2 separate regions of the Mus musculus genome follow, and region 2 is linked to region 1. Evidence: chromatin loops called from intact Hi-C (ENCODE). Cell type or tissue: left cerebral cortex. All regions are shown on one strand. Each heading gives the region's core, and the rest is flanking DNA. Links, peaks and the distances in the headings are about the cores only.

Region 1 (5,367 bases), core at 129-5,128:
GCCTCTGCCTCTCTGCCTCTGCCTCTCTGCCTCTGCCTCTGCCTCTGCCTCTGCCTCTGCCTCTGCCTCTGCCTCTGCCTCTGCCTCTCTGCCTCTCTGCCTCTCTGCCTCTCTGCCTCTCTGCCTCTCTGCCTCTCTGCCTCTCTGCCTCTCTGCCTCTCTGCCTCTCTGCCTCTCTGCCTCTCTGCCTCTCTGCCTCTCTGCCTCTCTGCCTCTCTGCCTCTCTGCCTCTCTGCCTCTCTGCCTCTCTGCCTCTCTGCCTCTCTGCCTCTCTGCCTCTCTGCCTCTCTGCCTCTCTCTCTGCCTCTCTGCCTCTCTCTCTGCCTCTCCTGCCTCTCTGCCTCTCTGCCTCTCTGCCTCTCTCTCTGCCTCTCTGCCTCTCTGCCTCTCTCTCTGCCTCTCTGCCTCTCTCTCTGCCTCTCTGCCTCTCTCTCTGCCTCTCTGCCTCTCTCTCTGCCTCTCTGCCTCTCTCTCTGCCTCTCTGCCTCTCTCTCTGCCTCTCTGCCTCTCTCTCTGCCTCTCTGCCTCTCTCTCTGCCTCTCTGCCTCTCTCTCTGCCTCTCTGCCTCTCTGCCTCTCTCCCTCTCTGCCTCTCTCCCTCTCTGCCTCTCTCCCTCTCTGCCTCTCTCCCTCTCTGCCTCCCTCTCTGCCTCTCTGCCTCTCTGCCTCTCTGCCTCTCTGCCTCTCTGCCTCTCTGCCTCTCTGCCTCTCTGCCTCTCTGCCTCTCTGCCTCTCTGCCTCTCTGCCTCTCTGCCTCTCTGCCTCTCTGCCTCTCTGCCTCTCTCTCTGCCTCTCTGCCTCTCTCTCTGCCTCTCTCTCTGCCTCTCTCTCTGCCTCTCTCTCTGCCTCTCTCTCTGCCTCTCTCTCTGCCTCTCTGCCTCTCTGCCTCTCTGCCTCTCTGCCTCTCTGCCTCTCTGCCTCTCTGCCTCTCTGCCTCTCTGCCTCTCTGCCTCTCTGCCTCTCTGCCTCTCTGCCTCTGCCTCTGCCTCTGCCTCAGCAACGGCTAAGCCTGGAGTAGATAAGGTCCTGACCATACTCTTTCCTCTAGTGTTTTATTTACATTTTCAAACAGTTTTCTTTGTTTACTCTGTGTGTGTGTGTGTCTGTGTGTATGTGTGTCTGTCTATGTGTCTGTGTGTGTGTGTGTGTGTGTGTGTGTGTGTATGCATGTGTCTGTGTGTATGTGTATATGTGTGTGTCTGTCTATGTGTGTCTGTATGTGTCTGTGTGTGTCTTTATGTGTGTCTGTGTGTCTGTCTGTGTCTGTGTGTTTGTCTGTCTCTCTGTGTGTATGTGTGTGTGTATGTATGTGTGTCTGTATGTGTATCTGTCTGTGTGTCTGTCTGTGTGTCTGTCTGTATGTCTGTGTCTGTATTTGTGTCTGTCTGTGTGTGTTTGTGTGTGTCTGTGTGTGTTTATGTGTGTTTATGTGTGTCTATGTGTGTGTCTGTCTCTGTGGTGTCTTTGTGTGTGTGTTGTCATGGCTTGTGTTTGGAGATCAAAGAACAATTTCTGCCCTTCCTCCATGCAGCTCCTGGGGGCTGAACTCAAGTTGTCAGGCTTGGCATCAAGTGGCTTTACCTGCTGAGCCATCTCATCAGCCTGGTAATTTTCTCAAGTGGAGTTTGAAGTGAATCTATCTCTGGGCCAGCCAGGGTAAAACAGAGAAACCCTGTCTGGGTTTGGGCTAGCAGCCCTCACACCCCTGGTAGGAGAAGAACAGAGGAGGAGGAAGAGGAGGAGAAGGAGGAGAAGAAGGAGGAGGAGGAGAAGAAGGAAAAGGAGAAGGAGAAGGAGAAGGAGAAGGAGAAGGAGAAGGAGAAGGAGAAGAAGGAGAAGAAGAAGAAGAAGAAGAAGAAGAAGAAGAAGAAGAAGAAGAGAAAGAAAGAGAGAAGAGAAGACAAGGAGAAGCACTTCCCCATTTCCCATCCCCGGCTCTGAATGTTAGCGTCTCTGGCCTCTGGTTGCCAATGTGATATCAGAGCAAGGGTTTCTTATGTGTGGTAAAAACAGAACTGATGCCAAAATGAAACCCTCTACATGGTCTTTTGGCAGAGTTCCTAACAGGTGAAATCTTTGTAATTTAAAAAAAATTTTTTTCAAGACAGGGTTTCTCTGTGTAGCCCTGGCTGTCCTGGAACTCACTATGTAGACCAGGCTGGTCTCGAACTCAGAAATCTGCCTGCCTCTGCCTCCCGAGTGCTGGGATTAAAGGCTTCGCCACCACGCCCCGCTGAAGGTTTTTTTTTTTTTTAATTTTTTTTTTATTTTTTTTCATTTATTTATTTACTATATGTAAGTACACTGTAGCTGTCTTCAGATACCCCAGAAGAGGGCATCAGATCTCATTATGGATGGTTGTGAGCCACCATGTGGTTGCTGGGATTTGAACTCAGGACCTTTGGAAGAGCAGTCAGTACTCTTACTCACTAAGCCATCTCACCAGCCCTGAAGGTTTATTTTTATTTCACATTTTTTCCTTGTAAGCACTTCAGTGCACCATGTATACGCAATACCCATGAAGGCCAGAAGAGGGCATCAGATTTCCTAGGAACTGGAATTATAGATGGTTGTGAGCTGCCTTGTGGGTACTTGGAACAACCCAGGCCCTCTGCTCTTGTGTCAAGCAGAAGTACTCTTAACTGTTAAGCCATCTCTCCAACCCTCAGGTGAAATTCTTTACCTGCCCTGAACTGAAAAAAAAAAAATCCAAAAAGACTTGACCTTTTTCCAGAGGAGTGACTAGCCTAGACTGAGTTAGAGGTATGCAAACGAGTGGTTTTCCAGGAAAGATGAAACAGATGGGCGAGCAAAGCCTGCAGAGTTGTCTCCTCTTCACATCAAGGTATGACCCAGGAGGTGGCTCTGCTTTCAGCATGTGACAGAGGACAATGACACCAATGTGACCATTGTGCTTTGCCGCTCCTCAGGAAACTGTGCCAAGGTTAAGCTTTCCTTGACAGGAATACCCCTGAAATCCAGCTCCAAGAAAGCAAAGATCTCATCTGGAGGCCCCAGCAGAATAGACCGTCGCTGGGCATGGGCCTGTGGAACAGAGTAAGACAGCATTTTTCCAGTGGGGAGTTGCGGACTGGCAGCTCCACCCATGCTCTGTAGAAGCAAGCCTGGGAGAGGCTGCCAACTTTCATCACTGTCTTAGAGCCCTGGATGCCCCAAGGATGCCAAAAGCTTGTGCTAAAGGACCACTTGACTCATCCAGCCCAGCATTGGTTTGAAGTATTTGGCCAAGAGGTTTGTTCTCCACCAAATACTGACAATTTGCAGTAAGTTTGAGGCCCTCTTTCCTTCTGGCCCTGAGCCCCAGCTTCCGCCCAGCACAACGAGGCAGATGGACTGAGAGTCTCCAGGTCCTCCTACTCTGCTGTTTTTCTAGGCACAGTTAAAGGCTGGCTCCCTTCCCATCTCTCTAAAGGTTCTGGGCTTGGAGGAAGTGGCTAAGGCTGTGGCATAAGGGGTGCTGGGATACGCACCACGTGCGGTTCTTTCTTCTCACCCACCCCACCTAGGGCTGCAGCACAAGAGAGCATCTCATGGAGTTGGGAACCCAGGGGGTTCACGATGAGGGGCCATCCCACAGAAACATGGGCCATCCACCAAGTCTTCCTGCTCCCGGGAGGCCAGGAGCTTGTGGCTTCTCAGGCGGTAGGATCAAACAGGTGAGCTTCCCCTCTTTTGATCACACTTTTCCCAATATGGAACAGCTAACACTTACTTAACTGATCGGCGCGGGGCTGGGTCTGTTTCTAATCACAGATGCAGTAATCACGAGCGTGCACGCCTCCTCAGGAAGCCCCCACATTCCAGGAGCAGCTCCAAACGCACTGAGTCATCGCCTCCTGCCTCGGCATCTCGCACGTACCTCTCGCAAACCACACGTCCCACACCCACAGCACCTCATGCTGGCATATATAGACCCTGACCTGCTAACAGTCATTCTCACTTATCCCCCTCCCACACGGTCCAAACAACTCCAGCTGCCGAGAATCCCAGTGCTGCCTGCAGAGGCTACCCGGTGTCCTGTCCAATTCAGAGTCTTTGTGGGGAGAAGATGAGACTTCTATGGGTCACCCTGTAGGAATACAAGGATGCCAGAAAACCCATTCATTGTATTTCAAAAGTATGGCTTTCCCTTAGCTAACACATGGGAGCCCCCAAAAGCTCTGTTAGGCAACCCCTCCAACACAGAGAAATCCTGAACAAAGCTACGATGGCGATGTGAATCCATAGTTCTTTGGGGGCAAAAGGAGGCTAAACTCATGAATATCGTCCTGTAGCATAGCTTGCTGGGAGAATAGGACGTGGATACCTTGTGAATGCCTGGTCTCTACCACAAAATTGGAGGACAGACTAGTCCACCACCTTAGACGCCCAGACAACTGGAACTGAACCCAGAGAGGAGCTGTCCAGACCCCTGCTAGAAGGCGTTCCCAGGTCCTCCTAGAAATCTGGTCCTCTTATGAGAGTCTCTCTGCAGGACTGTCAAGGAGAGAGGCAGGCCCATAGCTAGGGAAGCTTGCCTTCTCCTCCCATCCTCCCACCCCTCAGCCCCAAGCCCAGAGGAGTGTATGGTCATCTCTACTGGAGGAGCCACTGGAAGATCGTGTCCTTTTCTTTTGCCCTCTCCAAGGCGTAATTAAACCAGTTTCTTTTGAATTTCTATTCTGAGATTCTAAGTTTGTGGATTGGTTGGTTTGTTTTATTTGGTTTGGTTTGGTTTTTTGAGACAGGGTTTCTCTGTGTAGCCCTGGCTGTCCTGGAACTCACTCTATAGACCAGGCTGGCCTTGAACTCCTGATTCTCCTGCCTCTGCCTCTTGATTGCTAGGGTTAAAGCCATGTGCCACACCACCAGGTTAAAAGTATTTATTTGTATGAGTATGGTTGTTTTCCTGCATGGATGTCTCTGTGCATCCTGGGTGGAGAGGGCATTGGAGCCCCTGGGACTGGAATACAGATGATTGTGAGCCACTCTGTGGGTGCTAGGAACTGGACCCCAGTCCTCTGGAAGAACAGATGGTGTTCTTAACTGTGGAGTCCTTGCTCCAGCCCCTTCTAAGTTTTTAGGGTACAGGAATCTCTCAGGAGACCTGGGGTCAGACCTTGTCCTCTGATTCCACATCCTGGAACCACCACCAATACTCTCCCCACCCCATCAGGATTCATGGGCACTGGTGGGGAAGGGAGATAGCCCTGATTGAGGTTGGTAGAAGGAAGGGAAGGAAGCAGAGGAGAGATGCTGAGACAGTGGTCAGACACAGGTGGCACTGAGGTCCTTACCTGGGTGAGGTGAGGGTTGGGGTTGAACCCACATTGGTTGCAGACCTTGTTGTGACACTGGGTGCAGGTGT
Region 2 (5,367 bases), core at 104-5,103, 51 kb after region 1:
CTAGAATATGAAGGATCAAAGAACAAATGACTCAGAGATGTAATACATAAATTACAGAACGAACAACTTCAGAGACAGTCTATCAATTTAAAGGGACTAGATTTACCTTATATATCACAATTTGTGCAAACCAACTGCCAAAATCTATAACACGATCAGAAGACAGACCCACATCCAAATGATCCCTGAGATTAAGGAGAGATTGTTGGAGGGCTGGAGAGACAGCTCAGCAGTTAACGTCGTGTACTGTGCTTGCAGGGGACCCAGGTTCAGTTCTCGTCTCCCATGTTGAGTGGCTCCTACTACCTATACCCAGCTTGAGAGAGAGCCAGTCTTTCTGGCCTCTTCGGTCACTTGCACTCAGATGCATATTCACGCACAGAGACACACAAATGCACATAATTAAAAATAAATCTTTTTTTTTTAAAGAACAGGCTGTATGTTTAGCTGAAGACAGGGTGCCTGGCCAGCATTTCTGAGGCCCTGGGTTTGATTCCTAGCATACCTTCCCTGGGAGGAAAGAAATACCTACTCAGCTATGATGGTGTCGTCATGGTTACGTTTATTCAGAGCTCATTTCTTGGAAGGATACAGTGAGATGCTGCTGATGGGATGTAGGACTGTTGGAATTTGTCTCAGTGAGAAGGGAGGTAAAGGAAACGTGATTGGCTGAGTTGAGCGTGCCTGTATCCACGTAATTGGAACATGAGGCTTTAGTGGACAATCCTCTCTGTTGTTACATATGCTGAAGTGTTCCATAGTCATCGTGTTTTGTTTGTTTGTTTGTTTGTTTGCTCACTTGCTTGCTTGTTTAAATAGCCTGTCTTCTCCTAATATCTCCACTAGAAAAAAGAATTTTTAACTCAGAGCCAGGCTTGGTCACTCACACCTGTCGTCCCAGCTCTTGTAAAGCAGAGGCAGGTGGGGCAGCCCTAGTCCAAGTCCACCCTGGGTTATGTATGTGGTGAATTCCAGGCTAGCTAGGCTGCAAAATAAGACTCTGTCTCCAAAATAGAAAAAAAAAAAAAAAAAGCAAGCCACTGACAGCATCCTGACAGCCCCACTGGTGCTGGGGACAATGTCACAAAGCTGCCCTCTCCAGGTAAGATTGACAATGTCACTATTCTAAAGGAAGGTCACTTCAATTCATACCTGTACTCCCAGAAAACTCAGCCACTGGGGCCAGACAAGGCTTCTAAATGACAAATGACGGTTATTTCCAAATCTGGCAATTCCACCTATCGCTCTGCCTTCACAGGTTCACTGTAGACTGCTAGTCCACGGCTATCAGCTAATGCGGGGGACCTGGATTCAGACACTGTGCCTGATGAATCCGTTTTGAGAAAAGAACTCCACGTGGTTCGTGGGCACTCTCACCTTCCAGCAAATGATAAGGGTTCCTGTCATGTTTGCCTCAAGACTTCTCCATGTCGTATGAACTAAAAGGGAACTGTGGCTTTTGATGGGCATTTAGAGAGAGATGTCTCAGCTGGCTTGTCCCTGTCTCTCTCCGAGTCTCTTGCATTCAGTCTCTTTGCTCACTGTCTCTGCCAAGGTAGACCACATTCCTCTTCCCGCCCCTACCCCTGAATTCCAGTGATTTTCCCATAATGTTTTGTGTGTCTCTCTCCCTTGAAACCTAAATGTGTCTTTCTAATCTTCCTACTTGAAAACCCTTCCATATGTAGACACTAGGCTGCCCAGTCTTTCCTTGAGATTATCCACGATGTGACTCTTCAAGAGGGACCTAACCAACCAGACTGAGTGCTAGTGGGTAGGGACCTAATGGGTTTTCTTCCATACTGTCCATGTAGCCAAATCCAGTACTTGTTCTCAGTAGCTAAGATACCTCAGCTAATTTATTGAAGATCAATTTGCACATGACAAAACATTTACACGTTCTTTCAGCTGATGTGGGCGAGATGATGTGGGCGAGATGTGTGGGCTGCCACGGATTTATGTGGGCCCTTTGTGCAATTTTAAAGCAGTTGCTTAAAATTTATTTGTGTGTGTGAATGTGCCTAAATCTACGTACACAGTTGGGGGAGGGGGTGTGTTCACCTGTGTCCATACAGGGAGATGCCAAAGGAAGGTCTCGAGGGTCCTCTTCAACATTCTCCACTCGCCCCCTTTGAAGCTGGGGCTCTCTTCTCAGAGCGGCTGGAAGCCAGCAAGTCTCACTGATCCTCTCATCCTGCCTGCTCAGCACTGGGGGATGCAGGTTTTCATGAGATGCCCAGTTATTTGAAGCTCAGGTCCTCATGATTGTGTAGCAAGCTCTCTTCACCACGGAACCATCTCTCCCTCCCTGCTTCGTGTAAGGATTTTTAAGTTGTATTTTTATGTGTATGAGTGTTTTGCATGTATGTCTATGCATTATATGTATGCCTGGTGTCCATAGAGGCCAGAAGCAAGTGTCAGATCCCCTGGAACTGAAGGTTATGGATGGCTGCCACCCAACATGTGGATGTCAGGGATTGACTCCAGGTCCTCTAAAAGAGTAGTCAGTGCTCTTAACTGTTGAACCATCTCTCCAGTACTCAATGAGCAGGTTTTTGTTCTGTTTTGTGGTGGTACTGGGACTTGAACTCAGGGCCTTATAGGTGCTGACTAAGCACTCTGCCACAGTACTACCTCCCAGCTCCTTACTTTCTCAGGTTCTTACAAGGTCTGGCCTTAACCTGGTGGTATGTCATGGATACATGCACAGGTAAAATTGCATCATCTATGCCCTTGCTGCACATTGATACATCACTATAAATGACTGAGTGAGTGAGTGAGTGAGTGAATGAGTGAATGAATGAATGAATGAAGCTTGTTCCTTCCTCTGACAGGATGCAGCCCCTACCAAGTCACTTAGCTTAGAAAGCAGAGTCTGAGACAGAGATCAGCTTCCTTCCAATCTGTCTCCTTAGGAAAAGCAGAGCTGATAGAACTATATGAGGTGAACCTGAGACCAGACACAGAAAATCCTTCCTTGTGAAGCTATGCAGTGCCCAAGGCTCTGCCATCGTCCCTGGAGGCCCAGAGACAGCATCACTATGGGTGTGGCAGCACCTATGCTTACTGAATTCAAGTCAGGCTCTTCAGCCTTGAACGCTGAAGCCGCCCCCTCACAGAGCCCGAGTCAGCTCAGCAGGAGGATGAAAAGAACGAACTCAGCTTGAGGTGACAGGAGGTGCTGTGGCAATCGGAGAGAAGCAGGATTCCACTCCCTAAGAACCTCACTTCTCTTCCCCTATGGGGTTAGAAAATTCATCACACCTTCTTTTGGCCCCTTCCCCTATACTATAAGGTTTCTGGCTGCTATAAAATTCAAGGCCTTGTTGGAAACAAATATATCCCTGTGCAATGCTCTTTGCTGAATGCCTGGGGCTCATGCCATGGGGCTTTTTCTCCATCAATGGGCCAATCTGTTCATCAGCATCTCAGAACAGAACATGCTAAATTTGGTATCAGGTACCTGAGATGCACTGGTGAAAGGACCTAGAAGCCATCCCGACTCTGAGGCAGAGACAGACAGACAGAAGTGGCTGACTGCTTAGCTGAGGTGCAGTGATAAACTGACTAGGAGCTAGAAGAGGACCTCAAGGGTCCTCAGTCTTCAGTGTTACTGACAAATCAGCTCAGCCCCTGAGCCTCAAAACTGAAGGACCTCAGGAACACACACACAGGCCAGTGTGTGAGCCCTACCCACAGCTGGCAAAATGTGTTGTGACTGCAAAATCCAGCAATAGCCCATGGTTTCTGCATGATGGCAGTGGCTAGGTTTTCCCTGAAGCAGGACTTATAGGTAGAGCACAAATGGAACACTGAGCCGTATGAGCAGTATACAGCAGCAGCCTCTGTCCTGTCCCTCTAATCCGCCAGGTCTTTCCAAAATTCCATATGCTTGCCTCTGCAATGTCGGATAAACAACTAGTAGAGCAGCCAGTCTGGTTATCCGGAAGGGAGATGGTAAATTCTCCATATAACAACAAGGTGGTTTTCCATTCAGCTGTAGCTTTTCCTTGAAGGGAGAGAGCTGAAGCTTGGCGAGCCTGTTTCTCAGGCTAAAACCCAAAACAAGCATCTCATCACACAGCGAGATGGGCAGTGTGTCCAGGGCTAAGAGCTGCGTGGTACTCAACTGCATTACTGTCAAAGCAAATGTAAAACGGGCCAGTTCCTCCTCTAAAAGCTACATTCATGGGCTGGCCTGTTTGAGATGGCTTCAGGCTACTGACATCTCTGCATCACTGTGAGTTATCTAAGAAAAGACTCCTGAAGAAATCAACACAGGAGGCACAGTTGGGTGTCTGAAAAAGCAAACATTATTCTTCCTTGGAGTTTCTGTGTACCAGAAAAGGCAAAGCAACATAGATATTGGCAGCTTTGAATGGAGATAGAAACACCTCCCCCCAAGGGGGACGATACTCCCCAGGCCCAACTGGTGTAAAAATAACGCCTTCCGTTTTACCCTGTCATCTCTTGGTAGTCTTGAGTCGGCTGACACAGGCCAACATTCACATCCTCCGCCTTCCATGCCACTTGTTTTTGCAGAATCTGGGTTTGGCAAACCCTGAAACAAGCTGGGCTCAAAAATATTTGGCCAGATCTATTTGGTTTAAACCAGTCTATGTGGATTTTGGCTTTCCCACTGGCCGGAGGTGTTGAGCTAAATCATTAAGCCATGAGTTCATATCTGGTGGGAGGTAATTCAATAGCGTTTTCTGCCTCACCTGAAAGTGTTCACAAACCCTTGACGAAAGCACATGACCGCGAGTATTATAGGGCCTGATAGTATCCGGTGGGCAATTTTCCTTTCCTCAGAGACAGTGACAGGCACGAAATGCTTGAGGAAAGCAAAGGACCAAGTTCATGGCTCAACTATTCCCATCTTTCCCTATTCCTAGCAGTGACACTTATCTTCCCTGACAGCCACTCCCATTGTGCTCTTTCTCGACCCAACACAATGGACATATGCAGACGCTGGCAGACAGGGAGGATGTCTTCCATCCCATTGCTCCCCTGTGCAGAGGGACCAGACTAAGGTTACATAAGCCCCTCCTGAGCTGTTGGGCCCCTGCGCTATGGGGAAGAGAATTGGGGGATTGTGACGAAGTCACGGTCTGCAGGCCCTGACTAACCCTGTACTCACCATCCTGTCCTGTCAAGGCGGGGCGGCTGGAGAACCTAGGGTTGCCCACCTTGACCACCCAGCTCACGCCAATCTGGCAGGATTCGCAGTGCAGGCAGACCCGAACCTGCTGTCCACTAGATCGTGGGATTCCAGGCCCCGGCCCCAGATTCGGACCACAGCTCCCTGCCCCCCAGGAGCCCAGACGCGCGCTCTTACCTGCCCGGGCCGGGGCCGGGGCCAGGGCC

Evidence for each region. Peaks named below come from ENCODE experiments on the same cell type or tissue, not always from the same donor. Only the 100,000 strongest peaks of a DNase experiment are listed, where the experiment ranks them.
Region 2: it touches region 1 in a loop (3.0-fold over the local background); 18 of 42 quality-filtered maps call a loop at or near these places.

The regions. Positions count from the first base shown.
Region 1 is chr9:108,133,891-108,139,257 of GRCm38, forward strand. Bsn (bassoon) reads right to left here. Exons shown (of 12, transcript NM_007567.2): 2 at 5,297-5,367. 4930447F24Rik (RIKEN cDNA 4930447F24 gene) reads left to right here. Exons shown (of 3, transcript NR_126078.1): 2 at 3,527-3,676; 3 at 3,774-4,677. Among named protein-coding and RNA genes, the nearest start is that of 4930447F24Rik, 2.9 kb to the left of the region's middle. In left cerebral cortex, for the core only: a CTCF peak has its summit at 2,507 (motif pointing right); DNase peaks (open chromatin) are centred at 2,565, 3,360 and 3,847; H3K27ac peaks cover 3,900 bases.
Region 2 is chr9:108,184,706-108,190,072 of GRCm38, forward strand. Bsn (bassoon) reads right to left here. Exons shown (of 12, transcript NM_007567.2): 1 at 5,339-5,367. Among named protein-coding and RNA genes, the nearest start is that of Bsn, 3.0 kb to the right of the region's middle. In left cerebral cortex, for the core only: no CTCF peak of the experiment used is centred there; DNase peaks (open chromatin) are centred at 572, 3,109, 3,807, 4,212 and 2 more places; H3K4me3 peaks cover 4,198 bases; H3K27ac peaks cover 4,801 bases.